2 separate regions of the Homo sapiens genome follow, and region 2 is linked to region 1. A link is a loop called in an ENCODE intact Hi-C map of the cell type or tissue named here. Cell type or tissue: A673. All regions are shown on one strand. Each heading gives the region's core, and the rest is flanking DNA. Links, peaks and the distances in the headings are about the cores only. Region 1 overlaps ARL15 (ARF like GTPase 15). Region 2 overlaps CDC20B (cell division cycle 20B).

The links. A loop is a pair of places that touch in the nucleus more often than their neighbours do. Peaks named below come from ENCODE experiments on the same cell type or tissue, not always from the same donor. Only the 100,000 strongest peaks of a DNase experiment are listed, where the experiment ranks them.
Region 2: it touches region 1 in a loop (7-fold over the local background); 6 of 110 quality-filtered maps call a loop at or near these places.

Annotation. Positions count from the first base shown.
Region 1 is chr5:54,235,796-54,252,147 of GRCh38, forward strand. The region is part of intron 1 of ARL15 (ARF like GTPase 15); the gene reads right to left. Among named protein-coding and RNA genes, the nearest start is that of ARL15, 67 kb to the right of the region's middle. In A673, for the core only: a CTCF peak has its summit at 7,869; a DNase peak (open chromatin) is centred at 7,886.
Region 2 is chr5:55,144,241-55,149,240 of GRCh38, forward strand. It overlaps CDC20B (cell division cycle 20B), which reads right to left. Exons shown (of 12, transcript NM_001170402.1): 3 at 2,388-2,616. Among named protein-coding and RNA genes, the nearest start is that of GPX8, 13 kb to the right of the region's middle. In A673, for the core only: a CTCF peak has its summit at 2,533 (motif pointing left); DNase peaks (open chromatin) are centred at 2,031 and 2,511; H3K27me3 peaks cover 1,763 bases.

The sequences.
Region 1 (16,352 bases), core at 5,938-10,937:
TTTCTGGCAAGGAATATGCATTAGTAGCAAAAATAATGGAAGGGCATTTGACTATACTTCTATACTGTTAAGATGCTGTGAGCATTTTTAATTCAAAATAATCAAATATGGAATTTTTAAGGAAATTACAGTTATAATTAATTCAAAGAACTGTATGAAATGGGAATTGTTATTTCATCAACTAGGACATTAAAAGGTTTGAGTAACAATAAGAAATTTGATATAGCTATTTGGTTTTTAAATCATTAGACTGGAAAAGAAAATTTTTTAAATGGCTTTATCACCAGAACACAATGTCTGATTCCTCTGATGATAATGCAAGCTGAAGTGGTATATAAAATCCTCTCTGCCACTTTTAAACTCTGGCAGAGATAGCTACTCCTTCCAACTGATAGTGTCTGATCGGATAACTATGTTCCTTTTTAAACTCTCAAATTCTATAATTTCTGAAGTGCTGAGATACTGTCATAGTTATGGAAGCATTTTCTAGCTTTGAGTTTTTATAGATCTAGCCTCAGCCATACAGCCTGGTGGGTACAGGTACTTTAAGTGAATAACTGGCTTTATTAATCTCAACTGGAAGTGGCCGAGTTGAACTGAAACTAAACACAGACACACACACACACACACACACACACACACACACACACAAATCAGTAGTATTACCAAACTACAACCACTAAGGAGCATACTCATCCAATTTTAATTTGAGCATCAGACGCAAAAAGACAGAAACAATATGTATGCTTCGTCTGTCATTCTAATCTGAACACACAATGTCTTCAAGTCAACAACTTAGGTAGATGGAGCAGACTGGCCAAAAATAAATTTCTATTGGCAACACTTCTGTGAAATTCTACTGGTCCTTTATAATGTGCCAGTGTTTCACTCTCTAATCATATATTGCCCAGTGCATACATTCATTTAAACAAAATCCTTCTTTTCTTCAAGTAATTAAAACTCTTTAATCTTTTATCTATTTTAAGCCTACTTCCATTAATATTTGTATTTAGACATTTGTCTAAAGTGAAAAGTGTCCCACCAGAGCATGCTGAACCTTGGTATCTTCCTTGTGAATAAAATTTAGCTGGACACATAGCCACTCAACTACAGAATGCAGTTTCCAGACTCCTTTGCAGCCAGGTATGGCCGTACGACATCATTGGAACATGAGTGAAAATGATGTGTACAAAGGAATTGTTTGTTCTCCTTTTCCACTCTTTTCACTTCTGATATGGTTTGGCTGTGTCCCCACCCAAATCTCATCTTGAATTGTAGCTCCCATAATCCCCACGTGTTGTGGGAGGGACCTGGTGGGAGGTAATTGAATCATGGGAGTGGGTTTTCCCCCAGCTGTTCTCGTGATAGTGAATAAGTGTCAAGAGATTTGGTGGGTTTATAAAGGGGAGTTCCCCTGCAAATGCTCTCTTGCCTGCCACCATGCAAGGCATGCCTTTGCTACCCCTTCCCATTCTGCCATGATTGTAAGTTTCCTGAGGCCTCACCTGCCATGTGGAACTGTGAGTCCACTAAACCTCTTTTTCTTTATAAATTACCCAGTCTCTAGTATGTCTTTATTAGCAGCATGAGAATGGACTAATACAACTTCCCTATTGGTAGAGAAGTACCCTGAAGTATTAGAACATTATACAATTATCTTAATAGAAACAGCATGCTGACAATGCATGATCAGACAGGTAGATCAATATAGACACCAAAAAGGGGGAATACATCTAAGTACATACAGGGAATAACAAAAAGCAGTAGCATTTTATGTAAATTAGTATTGTCTATTTAAAAGGAAAGAAGACTATTAATAAAGTCAGTAAAAACGCATCAAGAATAACACAATCTGAAACCTGGCACAGAGAATGCAAACTGTGTTTTTAAGACTGTTACCACCTGAGGGCACTACTTCAGCTGACTAGAAGAAATGCGGGTGATCCTTTGTAGAATTTGTCTTGAATTTGCCAAACCTTCAAAAATAATTTTTTAGCCAAAAATGATCACTGTCGTATCTACGGTTAATGTAGCATGTCAAAAAGCGGGAAACAGATGGATGACTCACCAAATGGGGCTGGGCAACCAACTAACCATATGAGGGGGAAAAGCAAAGTTGCATCCCTACTTCACTACTTACTCTAAAATAATTCCACTGGGATTTGAATTTTAAATAGAAAAAACAAATCCACAAGAGTACCAGAGGACGTTTACTATAATAATAATTTTTAAATCTTTATATTTTTAGGGGCAGGGAAGAGCATTCAAAGGATGAAGGAAAGCATCTGACCATTCTTTCCATATCACTAACTCCCCAACATCCTTCCTGGCATTATGGTTACCCCACCCCTGAGTTTAACAAAGTTAAAAAACAAAATGGGAATGGAAAACGAGGGAGCAACCCAGTCACTTAATTTTTCATGCCAAAGTCACTCAATTTTTTATAAGCCCAGATTCAGGGGTTGACCCTTTGTGCCCTGGAAACACTGCACGTGACCCCAGCACTGCTAGCTCCAGCTTCTGAGCCTGAAATACTCTTTAGCCTAAACCTGGCCCTAATACACACAACAATCACAAAAAACAATAAGAATAATAAAGAACCCAGCAACCGTTGGAACCCTGAGGAAGCCGACGGTGAGTGAAACCTTCCCGACTTCTAAAACCAGCTCCAAGTCAAGTCTGTGAATTTGAGTCTCGCAGGATGCCCCTTTCTTCCTGTATCACTCCGCCAGAGAATATTTTTTAGGAACATAGAGCACTAGAATGAGTGGCTATCTCTAAAGCCATCTTAAGTTTATATTCTTCAGCAGCTGACTCAATAACCTGACTTTGACATTAAGCCGACTTCACAGACCAACTGTCACTTCAAAGAACAAGAAAAACCTTGAGTAAAAGTTAAATGAAAAGTGTTTTCCAAATCACTCGCAAAGGAAACAGATCAGGTTGTTGTAATAAAGAATGTAATCAACTCATTTCATGAGCTAAAAAGGTATCCTCAGAAACAGGAACGCTTGACTCAGGGTAGACTGACTCTGTCAAAGGTTTGGGGCCTGATGTTGACGACTGGCAAAGACCGAGATGAAATGAACTCATTTTGACATTCAAGTTAGAGTTTTCTAATCTAATCCATAGCAATCATCCTGAGGTAAAATACCAAGGTGCCACTTTTATAGTCATTGATGGGGAACTAAGCCATTAATGACTCTTCTAAGTAATACAGCAGTTAGTGAGTGACAGAATCAAGACTCAGATGAGGTCCTCTGACTCTACAATCAAAGGTGTTTGACTCCATCCCTCTAGCACCCTCCATGGTGGAAACGACATTTAGGTCAATTTATAACATCCGAAAAAGACAGACTAGCTGTACAACTATTAATAGATAGGAAATTGACTTATCTTTGGGCAATGGCAAGGGAAAAGGCTTTTATGAATGCCATTTTTTTTTTTTTTGGAAAAGTAACTAACCCTATTATCCTAGGCATTGGATTTTAAAAATGCCATCTGAAATATACAGTTCAGGTATCTCTTCTGAAGTAAAATATTGGTATGTATCAGTTGGAAAAGACTCTTTTCCACCCCCCAATTGTTAGTGTAGCTAAGATGATACACTTAAGACTTACACGAGTAAAGAATCACCTCAAAGAAATGCTCAGTAAGTCTTTGGTTTCTCTGGATTGGCATAAGGGAGTCTGTGTCCCTGTAGAAGAGGCTGCCAGGGGTTCCCCAATATATATTCTCCTCTCTTTTGTAGTGAGAGAACTGAGTACATAGGCTTATGTGTTTTCCAGCCTCACTTGTAGTTAAGTGTGACCATATGTCTATGTTCTGAAATATGAGGACAAAAAGAAGTTAAATTCTAGAATGTTTCCTTAAAAAATGGGGGCATATTTTTTGCTCTTCTTCCTTTCTACTGTCTGAAACGTGGGAGTGATGGCTTTAGCTCAAATAACCATTTTGGACAATGATGTTTAAGCCACCATTGCAGATGGTGAAGCAACGAGATGGGAGGCTGGGTCCTGGAAGGTTAGGAATCCCCATACTAGCCCTAGACTATTTACCTGCAAGTCTGTTTCCCTGGGACAGAAATAACTTTCTAACTTGTTTGAACTGTTGTTCACTGGAGAGTAGAACTTAATTCTAACACATCATCGGCCGGGCGCGGTGGCTCAGGCCTGTAATCCCAGCACTTTGGGAGGCCGAGGCAGGCGGATCACGAGGTCAGGAGATCGAGACCATCCTGGCTAACACGGTGAAACCCCATCTCTACTAAAAATACAAAAAATTAGCCGGGTGTGGTGGCGGGCACCTGTAGTCCCAGCTACTCGGGAGGCTGAGGCAGGAGAATGGCATGAACCCGGGAGGCGGAGCTTGCAGTGAGCCGAGATCGCGCCACTGCACTCTAGCCTGGGCGACAGAGCGAGACTCCATCTCAAAAATAAAAAAAAAAAAAACACATCGCCAATAATTTTTTTTTTTTTGCTTTGTAATATTCAAGTCATCAGTTGGCTCAAAAGGTGTCATTAAATCATCAAAATTTTAATTTACTTCAAATTAAAAAATATTTTCCACAAGCACATGTCTGAGTATACATGCAGGTAGAGTGGGGACACTTGCAGAATTAAAAAGGATCAAAAGTCCCACTGTAAGGTACATCAAGTATCGTTGATCCACGCTTGCACAGAAACCTACTTATGTCCTTTTCACAACACCTAAAAGATTGTGTTGCCTAACATACTGTATTGCAAGTGTTCGTTTAGGAGTTTACCAACACCATTCCCACTCCCTGCCATCTAGACTAGGAAGTTTCTGGTTCACCATCAAATCCTCAATGCCTAGCATTGTGCCAGGCACTCAAAAAACTGGGTGAACATGTGAAAGACTGGCCTTCGCAATAAGGACCCTTCTCATGATTTGAAATCCTCTCAAAATACAAGTTGAGGATCCCTAATCCGAAATCCACAAAGCTCCGAAATCCACAAAGCTCCGAAATCTGAAATGCTCCAAAATCCAAAATTTTGTGAGCGTCAACATGACACTCAAAGAAAGTGTTCATTGAAGGTTTTGGGATTTCAGATTTTTGAATTGGGGATGCTCAAACGGTTAAAGTATCTGCAAAAATCCAAAAGCCAAAACACTTCTGATCCCACGCATTTCAGATAAAAAGTACTCAATTGGTACTAGTTAGATATGGTACTAAATGAGTTCTGAAATTACTCACATCCCATCAGTAATCTGACAATAAATAAACAGTCATTTTAACAAAGTCTCCAAACTTCTGAATTATTAATGATGCTTAATACTATATAATGATACTTAATCAAAGTCCCAATTCTTAACTATTTTACTAAAAATAAGCCTGCCTATGTTTATACCGTTCTGTCCATAAAGAAAGAAAGAAAAAATAAGCCAGCAGAACAACCAGTACCAGAATTATATTTAGATTACCCTGGTAACCTAGATTACCTAAAAAAACCTAACATCTAAAAAATCCCTAATCCAGATTACCAGAGTAATCTAAATATAATTCACCCAATGGTTGTGGTAGTAAAAATATCACCCTGTATGTCATTATTATTCAGAATCATAAGGAAATAAACCACTCTACATAAGAATATTCTTTCTAAAATGTAATATACTCAGCCTTTTTGTCTTTTATTTCTTTACCTATAGAGATAATTATAGTTACTCATAGGTTCTTTTTTCCAAGACCACATGATTTTTAATGTGCTTCTCAAATAATACTCTCTCAATGAAAGGTAAAATAATAGTGTTTATTATATAATTTGCTACCTTCTTAAGTAGAATACATTCAACATAATTCAACTTTTTGTTATGACTCATGAGAGTAGGTCATCTTAAAAATAACTAATTATATAATTCCGTGTTGAATCCGATTCCTTATATAATAGGCATGTGTAGACAAGATATGTAGCAAGCACCTAAGGTTTAAAAAACATGAGCACATCTTGAAATGGACAAAAAGTCATATTAAATGTTCTCCTTTTTCAAGATTTCAGGATGTTGCAGAAAGAATGCCATAACTTCTGGGGGCTCTGTCATCCACTGAGTTTGAGGACCAACTAGAGCAATAATTTTGAATCTGTATTTCTTTTAAGGCTAATCTTAATATCTAAGTCATAAAGGACTTGACAGAAGTATAAAGGAATAGCCTCACGTATAGCCTGAGACACATACAAAGGCAGAAATCGGGCTGAATGACCTAGTCAAACACTGCACACAGCCTGGGTAAACACCCAATTCACGGTGTCCTTACCTGCCTCGATTAGCAAGATGGCCCAGCAATGCCTCCTGAGGGACCTATGTGCCCCTCTTCTTCTCCTGCATCACTTTTAACCTGTACACGTACACACACGCACACACACACACACACAATTAAGTTATAAGTTACATGTTAAATCCAGATGGTTTGAAGGGCTAAATGGTAAAGTAATAATGATAACAGCAATAATAACAAATATTTAGGGAATATATAGGGAAGTATTTTTACAATCCTGCATAGGGAAAGGCCTTCTATACTTTTCTTCTTCAACAGTGCCTTGATTGGTCCTAGGGGACCACTTACTCCCACTCAGTCCACGTGATTTGGGCCGGGATGAGCAACCTCAAACTCCGAAGATAAGCATGGATGTAGGCCTGGCCAATCATAGTCTCATACACCCTCCTGGTCACAGGGTCTGTTCATGAATAGGACACATAACCTAAGCCAAGACAATCAGAGGAAATGAGACTCTAGAATAAGACTTCTGTTGAAACTACTGGGAACAAATATTTTCTTGGAAGGGTTGCTGAGAGGCCAGAATGCAAACGCAGAGCTCCCGGCAGCCATCTTGCCACCAGGAAGGGAAGCCTCTTCTGAAGATGGAGACAGCATAGAATGAGGCGGACCTGAAAACGGGGTTAGGTAAGCAAGTCAACTGAATGATGTCGCTCGTGCCTCTGAATACAGAACTGCCTAAAGTTGCACTTACCCCTTTTTTTCCTAGGTCAGTTTACAGTTTGGGGCTGCAAACAAAAATTATAACGAACACACCTCCTTAGAGCATTCCAAATGAAATTAAAATTGCAAAATGCACAAAGGAAAAAAAATCTCTTTGCTCATACCTTTTCAATATAGAGAATATAAATCAAGATCTGAATACCAATCCCTAGATGTAGACAATCTTACCAACATAAAAATGTGATTGCCTGTCCCAGTATGAAAAACATCCTCCTGTAAACATTGCTACAACAATTTTTGAATCATTTAATTATTTGAAGATTACATCTCCAAGTATCAACAATAATAGAATATTATTACCTGCTTAGGAATAGACAGATTCAAAAAGATTTTAAAAGGAGGTGGCAGGCCATTAAAAACAACATGACAAATCATTTCTATAAAACTATTATTAGTGTCATGAAACTGTCCTGGTAGTATCTTTTGAGAAAATATGCACCAAAGAATTCCTGAAAATATGCTGCTAAACCTTGATTACAGCCTTCTGTAAATAGATGTAATCTAGGAAAACTCAAAAGCCTGTTATTTGTATAAATATAACATATTCAAGCTGACAAGCTGAAATTATCCGCCCTTTGTATTCTCCTCATAAGCACAGACTGTGTTATAAACAAATCCTTGCTAGTCTAGGCACCAGTTGAAATCCCCCCCTCCAAAATGGAGGCTATTGATAAAAGGCTTTTAATAAGTCGTAGTACAGATAGAAACACATGTATGTGGTGACTGATAGTAAAGTATTAAGTTTTCTTATAATACTAAAAATTCAAATGCTTAGAGTCCAGACAAGACAAAAGCAGGGACCAAGGAAATGGTTATTGATGACCATGTAATGAACCTGAAGGAACGAGTCCCAACCAAAGGGGGCAGCAGTCACTCATGAATACATCTTCCCAATTCTGATTTTTCAAAAGAAGCTAGAAAACAAATTTTGTGTGTAATCTCTTGATATCAAAAACATGTGGCCCATTGGCCTCTAAAGTATTTTGCTTGACACACAATTTCTTAACATTTGTCACAGACATTTAAGATCTAGAGATTTCACACAAAATTTTGCAGTGACTGTTGCCACCTTGTCCAAGATGTAAGGGTGAGAGATTCGGACCAATCTCTAAAGAAGCTCAAAGTTAGGACTGAGCAAGTATGGGCTGGAATTTGAGCAACGATCAAAGAGCAAGTATCCCAGCAGTTATGCACAAATCTCTAATTCTTAGATTTTAGACAAGTCATCTTCCCTCTCTGGGCCTGTTTCCATAAAATGACAAAACTAGATTAAGTAATAATATGAACGTTTCCTTCAGCAATACAATTTTATCATTCTATAAGAAGTCCCTAAAATAGCATCCCTATAAGTGAAAATTCTAGATTTCACCCATAACTAATAATGTACAAAATAGTTTACAAAAGAGAAACACCCACTACCTGTACTATTCATATTAGTAAATGAGTGTGTAAAAATAACTGACAAACTAATGTAATTCACAGACCTGTGTATTAAGTAGCTTCATGAATTTTATGAAGTTTTTCATGTCAAATACCATTAGAGAAACCACGCTCAACCTCAAAAGTCTCACAATCACACAGAAAGGGTCTTTATCTGTAGGAAGTATGGAACAGAACTACTGAACAAAATGAATGTATTTTAATACCACTCCCTAAAACACGGGAAGGAATTCTCTCCTGTATACACCCAAAAGTTTTTCTAAAACGGGAAAAAAAGGTGAAATCACAAAATCAAACACAATAAAGGTCAAGCTAAAGAATCATCTAGACTGGCAGCAATACCATAACTTCCTGTTATAAATATAAAGTAATGGGCTTTCAAATCAGAAATGCAATTTGATAGAAAGGCCATTCTACCAGGCTCTGGAAATTGAGTCCAAGGTGGACACTATCTGCCTCTCTCCAGCACTGTCCCTCCCCATCATTATCACCATTAATGATTTCCCTAATTCCACACATTACGTAAACAAAGAAAAAGGTAGCCATAAAAAAAAAAAACATCAGAAGGTTAATCATCAGCATTTATTAAAAATTAATAGCACTACTGGTGTTTTCAGCATTTTTAAATTTGAAAATTTTAAAATTAAAAGTATAATTTTAATATTAATATCAATATTAATTTTCAATGTGTGCTATTTCTAAAATGAAGAAAATACTCTAATAATGATCCCAAGTAAATTTTCTTTATGTAACCAGAATCAATTCAGCGGGAGAGGAATATTCTTCTGTCTGGGTATAATTATGTTTGGGGCTGCCTGCATTAACTTCAATCTTCCCTCCTGACATCTTTATAAATTTAACTTCATGATAATGTTCTATTCCTTTATCCTACTTCTTTAAAATAATCTCTCAAAGAAATCTTTAAGAATGTTTTATAATAATCACAAGAAATTAGTAATTATGGATTTGTAATTAGTAACCACTGAATCTTAGCAGGAATTACGAAAAAGAAAATCTATGGAATAGTATGTGTCAAACAAATAGTCACACCTTGCTTGCCTTATTCAACTGGGCAGAAATCAGACTTCAGTGAAAACTTTTAAAAACTTCTTTCAGGTTAAATGAGCAGACACTTTTTGAATTAACAGAATTCTAATTTTTAAAATCTCTTAAAAGAGACAATCTGATGTATTAACAAAAGAACAAAACAGAAGCTTGGTGATCTGGACTCAGGTACCAGCTGGTGCTACTGCTGACTGGCTATGATGTAACTTCAGGCAAGTTCAAAAATGCTCCCTGGGTCCTAAGCACTCTTGCTCTGTGAAATCAGGATGGGGACTTCTTTTTTTTTTGAGATGGAGTTTTGCTCTGCTGTCCAGGCTAGAGTGCACTGGCGCGATCTTGGCTCACTGCAACCTCCGCCTCTTGAGTTCACGTGATTCTCCTGCCTCAGCCTCCCAAGTAGCTGGGATTACAGACATCTGCCACCATGCCCAGCTAATTTTTGTATTTATAGTAGAGCCGAGGGTTCACCATGTTGGCCAAGCTGGTCTTGAACTCCTGACCTCAAGTGATCCACCCACCTCGGCCTTCCAAAGTGCTGAGATTACGGGCACGAGCCACTGTGCCTGGCCTAGGATGTGGACTTCTGAAGTCCATCATAATTCTATGGTAAGCCCCTTTCTGATAATATTGTATCCAATTCACAGGGTAATTAAAATAGTTCAAAGAGTTATCAACACTGCACCCTTTTGTCAGTTCTTCATTGTATATCCACCCAGGGGAAGTGTCATTGATAGATTTCTGAGCCTTAATCCCTTAAATCATAACAATATCCCAGAAATATTAGGTGTGTCCTAGAAAGTCTATAAAGATCTTCACTCACTTTTTTTTTTTTTGAAACAAAACTGCCTTCCCTTCTTCCTCCTGTTCTTTTTCTCTGTCAAATTAAAATATTTCCCTTAAGGTAAACTTCACAAATAAGGGTCTACAAACTCCTCTATGCGCCCTTATTCTGGGTTTTCTTTTCACTAACATGAAGCTATTCTCATCTACACGATCCCTCCGACAACTTGCCCACTCCCTACATTTCAGAAGACACTCTCAAAGCTCTTGCTCTGTAGCCCCGACCTATCCCCCAAGCTTCAGACTCTCACAGAAACTATGTGTTGTACAAAGCCACATGGACATCCCATGGATGCCTCAAACTCAACATGTCCAAAACTAACCTCCCCCAAACATGTTCCTCCTCCCAAATTCTCTATCCCACTTCACAGCACCTCATGCCCACCACCATCCCAGGCACCCAGCCAGAGACGGGGAATCTACCTCACCACTCCTTCATCTCCCTGACTCAACACACATGATACACAGACAAGGCTTTTATCTCTTACATGTGTTTTGAAACTGCCCCCTTCTCTCTATTCCTGCGACCATCACCAAGTTCAAGTAACTTTTCTTTTATTCACATGTTTTCATCAAGCTTAGGTTCTCACCACCTCCTGCTTAAGAGGCAAAACCTCTTTTTATATACAAAGCATGCATACACACACACACACACACACACACACACACACACACACACACACACACAGAGTACATAAAACATATACACAGTATCTCTGTGGTATTAAAATGTCATAAGGGAGAGGGTGATTAAGAAAAAAATGTCTAAAAAGCCCAGGATGGTCGGGGAAGCATAATGATGAAAAGGTTGAGAAATGCTACAGTTATTGGATTTATAGCTCCTTATCAGCAAAGACTGTATAAATGTACATGATAAAATCTCTAAGATAAATAATTCAAATTAAAATAATTTGCATTTTTGTTTTCTCCAAAAATTTCTTTTGTATCTTGGATATTATTGAATGTAATTTGCCCTCTGCCAAAGGGATGATGCCACTGGATAGTCATGAAGATGAATAATTTCCTATTAAAAGTAACCTAGAAATTAAGGAGTTAAAGTTTTGTTTTTTTTTTTTAAGGAAATTGTTTTTTAAAACACATTATAAAATATGTGTGAGAAAGTAGCTAGGACTGAATTAAGATTGAATAGTTATTTATGTCTGTTTCCTGTTTAGCCTTTTGACAATGTTCAGCCCCATATTTTATAGTCGGCTTTGGATAAGGCTTCCCAGAATAACCTTGATGTGGGGTCGGCTGGTAGGGAGGACCCCAGAACTACATCCTGCAATTCACACCCTATGAACGCATACTCTGCTAAACTCAACAACTTCAAAACAAAAAACAAATGTCACTGTCCCATTTCCTCTGCAAAGCCCTGTTTTCAAACTCCAAAACACAAAGAATGGGAGGAAAGGAAGAGAAAAAAAAAAAAAAAACCCGAACACGTTTAGAAACAAAGGCACATTGTGAGATAACATTAAGAGTCCTTTCATATTTTTTAAATTCAGCTAAAAATTCCCCTTCAAAATCTGAAAAATGGAACAGGTGAGTCTATGAGAGAAACAAATATCACATTAGCAACGTATTTTTGATGTGTATAGAACATCCTTACTCAATATAACATACTAATTTATGGACAAATGCTTGTCAGGTTGGGCAGTTATAAAAATGAAAACCTCAAATCACAGAAAAAAATAAATAAAATAAAATGAAATAATAAAAACCTAACAACAGCAGAGGAACTTCCATGAATGGGGAGAGCTGGTGAATGTGAAGGAGAAAAAGATGATGGAGCTTTTTTACAGCACGAAGACAAAAATTCCTAGCTTTGGAAGTGGGTCTCTGAAACATGAGGGCATATTTGATTAAAAAAAAATTAAGAACAATAAAGGGAAGAAAGCTGATGGTAAAGACCAGATTCTTAATACACCATCAAAAATGGAGGGCTTCTAGTAACCTGCTATGAACTAAATTGTATCTCCCCCCAAATGTATATGTTGAAGCTCCAACCCCCAGAGTGATGGTTTCTGAAGATGGAGCATTTGGGAAATAACTGGGTTTTGAGAGGTCATGAGGGTTGTCTCACTCAGAATCAAAGTCAAACCAACAAAACTATCTCTTACCATGACCAACAAGACCATCTCTCTTCACCATCCTATCCCACCCCACCTCCAACCTTACCTATCTCCATCTTCTCTTTCTCGGACTCACTCTCCTGCAACCATAGTTGGCCTCCTGGCTGTTCACTTACTAACCAAGGTTGCTCTGATTCAGGGCCTTTGCAATACTGTCTCCTCTGCCTAGAAAGGACTTCCCTCCACTGTCTGCATGGCTTACTCCTATAGCTTCTTCCCTTACAGGGAAATAAATTTCTCTGACTCCCATCCCATACACTCTTTTTTCTCACTGCCTTATTAATCACCAGAGCCCTTACCACCATCTGACATTCTTTCATTTACTTATTTGCTAATTGTAGGTCTTCTCTACTCGAATGTAAGTTCCATGAAGGCAAGAATTTTGTCTGGCTCATCAGAGCAATGTCTTACACATACTAGGTGTTCTTTAATATTTGCTGAATGAGTTGGTCTTGCTCATCTCTGAACTGTTAGTGCCTGGTGCTAGCTGTGTATATGTTGAACTAATGAGTATTCAAAGGAAGCAAGTCATGGGAATAGATGAATTCACTCCCCAAGACAGAAAAAGAGAAAAAGGCCAAGCATGGAACACTGAGAGACTGGTAATACTTAAAAAACCAGACTGACGGCTGGGTGTGGTGGCTCACGCCTGTAATCCCAGCACTTTGGGAAGCTGAGGTGGGAGAATCAGTTGAGCCCAGGAGTTTGAGGTCAACCTGGGCACTGCAGTGAGACCCTGTCTCTAAAAAAAATAATAAAAAATAAAAAAAAGAATCAGTGATGGAAAAGAAGCCAGTGGAGGAAACAGAAGAAGAGCAACCCAAAAATTAGAAGAAAAATTAGGATAGCGTATTATGGAAGCCAAAGGAAAAATGATCAGTAGTATCATAACTTGGCAGACAGGATGCGGGCTGAAAAGAAGTGGATGCATATAAAATTAGTTGAGCTGAGGTAGTAGAGTCCAACTAATGACCCAGTTGCAGTTGGCTAAAAAAAGTGGAGGTAGAACTTTCTATGTACATCTCTTTTAGAAAGTCCATCAGTAAAGAGAAGGAAGAGTCAAATGTGCAATGGCAGGGAAATAGAGCAGAGAAGGTATTTTTCAGAATAGAAGATACTTGAGTCAACGAAGAAGGAAAGACAGAAGAAGATATAAGAGGAAGTGAAGATAACAGAGAAAAAAGTTCAGAAGGGAACGGGAAGAGTAGAGGTAACCAATTAACCTTGGGAATAAGGAAGGAGAGAGATAGGTAACAATATACAGAAACACTTGAAGGAGAGTAAAAGTGCAAGAATTCCCATCTCTAGTTTCTAAGTGAAGGAGTTCATGAGGTCATATCTGAGAGTAAGAAAGGAGAAGTGTGGTTGTGGTTAAGAGCAAAAAAAAAAAAAAAAAAAACTTTAACAGCTGTAGGAGAAAAGAAGGAAATCAATCCCTAGTTGTCTGAGGAATACACAGAATTCCTAAGGCACGACAGAGGAGCCAGGAGAGCTTGTAAGTAATTAATCAGTATCAAAGCCAGCCAACAGGGCTATAGCAGTTTCTGTCACACAGCAATTGGCAGCCTGCCAGGAGAAAAACCGAGTTAGAGTGGCTGTGCCTGGGACTGCATCTCAAGGGTCCTGTGGAGAATATATTCAATGACTGGTCATAGGGTGTGTCAGACCATTTTTGCATTGCTATAAAGAAATATCTGAGTTTGGGTAATTTATAAGAAAAGAGGTTTAATTGGCTCACAGTTCTGCAGGCTGTACAGGAAGCATGGCACTGGCATCTGTTTCTGGTGAGGTCTCAGGAAGCTTACAATCATGGCAGAAGGCTAGCAGGGAGCAGGCCTGTCACATGGCAGGAGTGGGAGCAAGAGGTGGGGGTCGAGGGAGGCACCACACACCTTTAAACAACCAGATTTCCTGAGAGCTCACTATCATGAGGACAGCACCAAGAGGACAGCATCAAATCAACCATAAGAAATCCACCCCCACAATCCAACCACCCCTACCAGGCCCCACCTTCAACACGAGGAACCACACTTCAACATGAGACTTGGGGGGACAAACACCCAAACCATATCACAGGGCTTCTGGCTAAGCAGGGAAATAAAAGCAGCAGGTTTGGGTGAGGCTGACAGAATTGGAGAACAGGAAAGAGATCAGATTTTCAAAATCAGCATGATGATGAGAAGCAAGTTTAGTTAAAGTTGGAGAAGAAAATACCTGATTGTGCAGTCTCTGAAGTGGGAAGAACAAGGTTCAGTAAGTTCTGAGGAGTAGAAATGAAGGTCGCTAAGAGACGAAGGTCTGTGATTTTGGTGGTCTTGATGAGAGACATGATGGTGGAGAGAGGGAGAAGTACAGGGACATGGGTAGTAGGGACGGGACCAAAAAAAACACCAAGAGCTGGTGACAAAGGGCCATTGAAGATGGAGCAGAGTCCACAGGTCCTGGGGGCAGCCTGGAGGGAGAACCATGTTGGCTGTGAAACTAACTGGAAATCCCACATCTTCTGATCCCAGAACAACCCAGCTCTGGAGAGATCTAGACTTACAAGTAGGCACAGTGAAGGTCACTAGGGTCACCATTTTAGTCTACCTGAAACACAATTCACTCTCTGAAAGAAGTTATAAAAAGCAAGGTCCACCTCCTAACAGTGACAGGCTAACTTTATTTAACTAAATATAGTTTTACTATATTTAGTAATCTAACTTCAAATGCTTTCAATCAGATGCTATATTAAATTGAATCAGCCTATCTTCCTAATTATTAAGCATGGCTTGGAAAAGCTGAAGGAAACACAACACTGCTAATTTGCACAGAGGCTTAGAAAGTGATTCACTTGAAAGCCCCTCCCCTAATTCAGGTAAGAAGGAAGAAGATAAGTAAACAATGATGTAAAGCTTTAATTACTGGCTCACACTTTTTATGATAAAACACACACTGCAAAATTCTAAGGTGGCCAAACAACTCTTAAGCATGCTTTGAACTTTAGTGCAAAGAAAGAGATACGTCTGTAGGCTTTTGACAAACATCTAGGTATTTTCATTTAATTTTCCCACTCTTGTTTGTTGAGTATGTTTTTCCACAAGCAGAATTAAATTAAGGAAAGCCAGGCTTTTTAAAAAGTAATTGAATATTAGCATTAGTCAACAGCAACAGTTTGTAATATGGTATTTCCACTGCAGCACCTAGGGATGGCAGAAAACGGAGGCTGCTGATAAACTGTACTGGCATCTTATCTGTACCCTTACTAGATTTCTAAAGTTTATTTAAATGGTTATTCTGTATCTGTGTCTCATAAAGGGATGTCATCAGAACTGCCACCTAAGGAGCTATTCCTAAAGACCTCAGACCTACTGATTCAGAATCTCCAAGAATAAGGATCCAACAAGTAGATTTTAACTTCTTCAGTGTCCACCACACTGTCCTGTTTAAGAACACCTGTAGTGTAATAAGGTAAGCATGAAGTGTCCCCAATTAAGAACACAATCAGCTTTAGAGCAGTGGTTCTCAGCCTTGTCTGCACAATAGAATCACCCTGGAGGACATTAAAAAATCCCAATGCTAGGCCACACCACAAACCAATTAGTACATCAGAATCCCTGGGGTAAGACCTAGATATTGGCCTTTTGCTGCCCATGGGATTCCCATAGTCAATCAAAGTTGACAACCAGTGAAGCAGAGGACCACGTCAAACAACTGTTTAATGAATAAATGAAAAAGACTAATTTAAAATTCTCTGAATTTTTCCTTATTGAACACAAGAAATGATATTCCATGCTATCAGCAACATGCAGACTAGGATCAAAGGGCTATGGACCTTATAGTAACTGGAGAGATTGTCTGTGAGTCATCAGGCA
Region 2 (5,000 bases), core at 1-5,000, 900 kb after region 1:
GAAATACTTTCTAAGTTAAAGTAATAGAAGGGTCAATGTTACTTGCATCAATATTATTCCTATCTACTCTCTTCTCAAGATTGAGAAAGCCCTTTACCAGACTTTCAACTGCCCTGGAAACCTGTCAAGTCATTCTCTAAAACTAAATATCTGCCATATCACTTGTTCATCACAGGAGCCAAGGGACCATTGGAAAATCTTAGCCTTTTGCCATGTGACAATCTCTTCTTCATTTGGACAACCATGAGCTTGATAAATTCTCACTAATGTTCCTAGAGCCTAGTACCTTAAGTACTGGGACATTCAAAATTTAAGCAATATATATTACATTTAGGGAGAAGAAGGATAAAAATATGAAATGCTGGTCAAAGTTTTAGATCTTGCTCTTTGTCCTGAGAAATTATGCATGCTTGCTTTCTTGTGCTATTTGTAAAAGTGTACAGGGGAGAAAAAGCCAGCTCTCAGAACTTCAAATGAGAAAGAAAAAGTTGCAGTCAGAGGCTAGTACTGACAATCATCACAGTTATATACAAAGAGGTCAGGTCCATCAGCCTAAGAAAGAAGGGACCTCTCAGGTTCTGTCCACAGAGCATGACTGAAAATGAACCTCTCTGTAAATGTCCCTTTGGAATGGGAGGATCTTCAGTATCTGCTCTTCTAAAACAAAAAGAAAGAAACCCCACTAGCAAAGCACTGAGAAACCAGTAGATCTGATTAATCCCTAGTATTAACTTCAGTAGAAAATAAAATGGTCTTTCTTGTAAAATCCTTTTTGTTAATATCTGATTTCTGAATTTCTCACACAATGTCATACTTTTTTAAAAAATCAATAAATTAATTAAGAACCTAGAAAGTAAAAGGGAGCCCCTAATTTTAGCCAGAAATTCTTCCAAAAACAATCAGCATCAAAACTGTCCCTCAATTGCAATGAGATACAAAAGATTTCTTTCAGAAGATAGTCATAACAATGTTTTTCACAACCCTTTATCTCCTACTGCTTCCCTCCTCGGTTATTAAATACTTTCAGTATTAAAGCCTGTCGTTACATGGGAATTTCATTGATTTGAAAAAAATCTGGGCTCCCTTTCAATCTGCAGAACTGCAATGCATCATCATGTCTGATGTCATTGAAAAGAGTTGGCACTTCTATTAACATTTGTCTTAATAAATACGCTGATAGTCAAAAGAATTATGTTGCCTAGGATTCTCAAAAGAAAGAATGGGAATTACATCAGCTGATGATAGGTGGCAAATTTTGCTTCTGAAGGATGGGAATGAAAATGTCTGTGCCCAAATGAGAATTACATATTTCAGAAAGAGAGTTTGTGTTTCGGGGCTCTGGCAGGTTGATCATGGATCCTGCCCATCACACTGGTGGTTTGGAGCCCACTCCCCCATCTCTGCCCCAACATAGGCATCAGACTGTCTCTCACTCTCCTTTCCTTCCCTCTTCTTCTTCCCTACTACTCTTGGAGGTTCTTCTTTCTTCTTTCTTCCTCCTCCTCCTCCTCTGTCTCCTCCTCTCTTCTCTCTTTCTCTTTGTCTCTCTCCCCCCATCCATCCCCTCATCCCTCTCTCTTGCTTCCTTCCTCTTACTTTCTCTTCCTCTCATTCTCTCCTGCTTCTGTCTTTTTCTTCCATTTCACATCTGATTATTCCATTACTAACGCATAATTTTTTCTGACTCTGTATACCAGTAACCTTACCAGTCATTAAAATTCTATACTTTGCAAAACAAAAGCACATATATATGTGTGTATGTGTACATATACATATATACATATACATTCATACAATCTTTACAAAAGTAATCATCTAACCAATGCAAGTCTCAAAAACATATTAAAATTAAGCTAAATTTTGCCTGAGGATGTAGGATGAGTCCCTACATCTCAAACTGCAACCTAACTTGGGATGTAAACTAACTGAAAGCCTAACTTAGCTGAGTCTCCGCCAATCACAGAAGCTGAGCTTCAGTCAATCACAGGCGGCCAACTAATCAGACCACGTGCAAATAAGGCGAACTGAGCTGTAGCCAATCAGGCCGGCTCCTACGCACTTCCAATTCCTATCCATAAATGCTGCCCGCCCCCACATGGAGTGGCTCTCTGGTTGCCCATTGGCCAACGGTTCTTTGCACAATTAACTTTGTAAAATTTAATTTGTCTAAAGTTTTGTTTTTGTTTTTGTTTTTAAACACATACAGTACCTTTCCTTTGTTTTTGTGTCATTTCTCCCCACCTTGGAAATTTCTTATTCAAAGGGAGAAAAAGAGAAAAGAGTTGACTCAAAGTGACACTCCTTAGTTCTACAAGACAAAGATTCTCTCAGGAATATATCTTTTATTCACGTTGCAAAACGGGGCTGTGGCGTTTGGGGCACCTCACCTAGAGTCAAGGTCTCTTTCTCAGGCGGTGTCTTCAGCACTGATCCGGAAGCTTCTGGGAGGTAGGTGGTTGACTGCTCTTCCCCAAAGGAATCAGAGGACAGAGCCCTAGTTTGACTTTGCTGCCACCTTGTGGTAATGGGGCTACTCGCAACAGGAACCTCTGCGGACAGCCTCTTCGCAAAGTTGCTCTTAAAGTCAGAATACGTAGCATTAACTGAATCGAGTACCTGTTTAACAACAAAAACAGCTGTAAGTCCACTGGCCTCAGTGATGCAAAAGTAAAAATTCCCTATAAGAGAATTACAAATGACTCATCTAGTACAACACCAATAAAATATATATAATGAGATTTTTTTAATTTTTGTAACCTAGATATTATTTTATATATTTGTATATATTTTTGTATATAGTTATACGTAAAATGTTATATTTTATAGTTACATATTATATAAACATAAATATGTTATGTTTTATATATTTATATATTATATAAACATAAATATGTTGTTTTATATATTTATATATTATATAAACATAAATATGTTGTTTTATATATTTATATATTATATAAACATAAATATGTTATGTTTTATATATTTATATATTATATAAACATAAATATGTTATGTTTTATATATTTATATATTATATAAACATAAATATGTTATGTTTTATATATTTATATATTATATAAACATAAGTATGTTGTTTTATATATTTATATATTATATAAACATAAGTATGTTATGTTTTATATATTTATATTTATATATAAAATATGTTATATTTTATATATTTTTATATTGATATTTATATACAAAAGTTATATTTTATGTTTATATTTATAAAACATGTTATTTTATATGTATTTATATATAAAAATGTTACGTATTTTTATATATTTATGTGTAAACTGTTACATTTTTATATGTATTTATGTGTAAAATGTTATTTTTTTATGTTTATATGTGAAATATATTATTTTATATGTAAAATAGATATATATTTCTTCTATCTAAAAAACACCAAAATGCCACTACTTACTTAGAGCCTCTGCTCAAGGGTCTGTAGGTATACCAATGTAGTTTAGGGAGTAATTACATTTATAAATATTACCATTACATATCAGTGTAAAATATGACATATGATATAACACTATGTACTGAACATGCAAGATGTTTGTATGAAATGATAAAATTTCAAATCTGGATATAAACAGCAATTTTCTAGTCCAAACCCTTCATTTCACAGATGGGGAAGCTGAGGCCTAGAGAAAGTAAGTGATTTGCTCAACATCTGTCCATCTTCTCTAAGAAACACCAGGAGTTTGATATTTATAGAGCCTGTAGTAGTGAACCATCCCATGTAGCCATGTGAAATTAAAATGCAAGTGACAAACTGGAATTATCTTTTAATAAAATGACAGACAATTTAGATTAAAATCCTAGTCATAAAGAGCTCTTATAGAAATTGACAAGTTTACCAACTCAACAGAAAAACTGGGCCATAGGACATTAAAAAGACAATTCATAAAAGAGATATATAAATGCCCAAAAGATATTTAATCTCACTAGCAATCAAAGAAATGCAAATTTAAAACAGCAATGAGATGTTAGCAATAATTTTTTTGTGACAATCCCTGGTGTTGAAGGTGCCAAAAACAAACACTGGCATACACTGCTGTGGAGGTTAAATTAGTATCTGGAAAGGACTTTTGGACAATGTGCGTCAAAAGCCTTCATATATGTGCATAACTTCTACTGACCCAGCAATATCACCTCTAAGAATTTAAAAAAGAAATCAGCCGGCCGTGGCGGCTCATGCTTGAAATCGTAGCTCTTTGTGAGGCTGAGGCAGGCAGATTGCTTGAGCCCAGGTGTTCGGGACCAGCCTGGGCAACAAGACAAAACCCTGTCTCTACAAAAAATACAAGAATGAGTTGAGCGTGGTGGTGTGTACTTGTAGTCCTAGCTACTTGATGGGGCTGAGGCAGGAGGATTGCTTGCTGCAGTGAGCCGCATTGGCGCTGCTGCACTCCAGCCTGGGCGACAAAGTGAGACCCTGTCTCAAAATAAAAACAAAAAAAGAAAAAAGAAATCTAAGATATGAGCCAAGATGGAGAAAACATCCAGCATTTATTGAGTAGTTACTATGTATGAAACCATATGTACAGGGTTTTACACGTTTGTATTTAATCCTAAGAAACATCTGTGAAGCAGATCTTATTTACGCCCATTTTATCAGTGAAGAAACTGAGGCTTAGAGGTCAAGTGAATTGTCCAAGACTACACAGTAAGTGGCGATGCCACACCTGAGGCTCACCTGTCTGACCCCAGAGTCCAGGCTCTCAACTGAGAACATGAGGGTGTGTACTGCATTTTACATGTTTGTAAGTACAAAAAGATGTGAGACAGAGACTAAGTGTTTACCAGTGGAGAACTGACTAGGCAAACTAACAGGACATCTCTAAGAGGGACTGCTCTGCTGCCATCAGAAATGACATACATTAGGGAAATGTAAACTAAACCACACCAAAGCACCACTTCACACCCACGAGGATGGCTAGAATTTTTTTAATGGAAACTAATAAGCATTGGTAAGGATGCGAAGA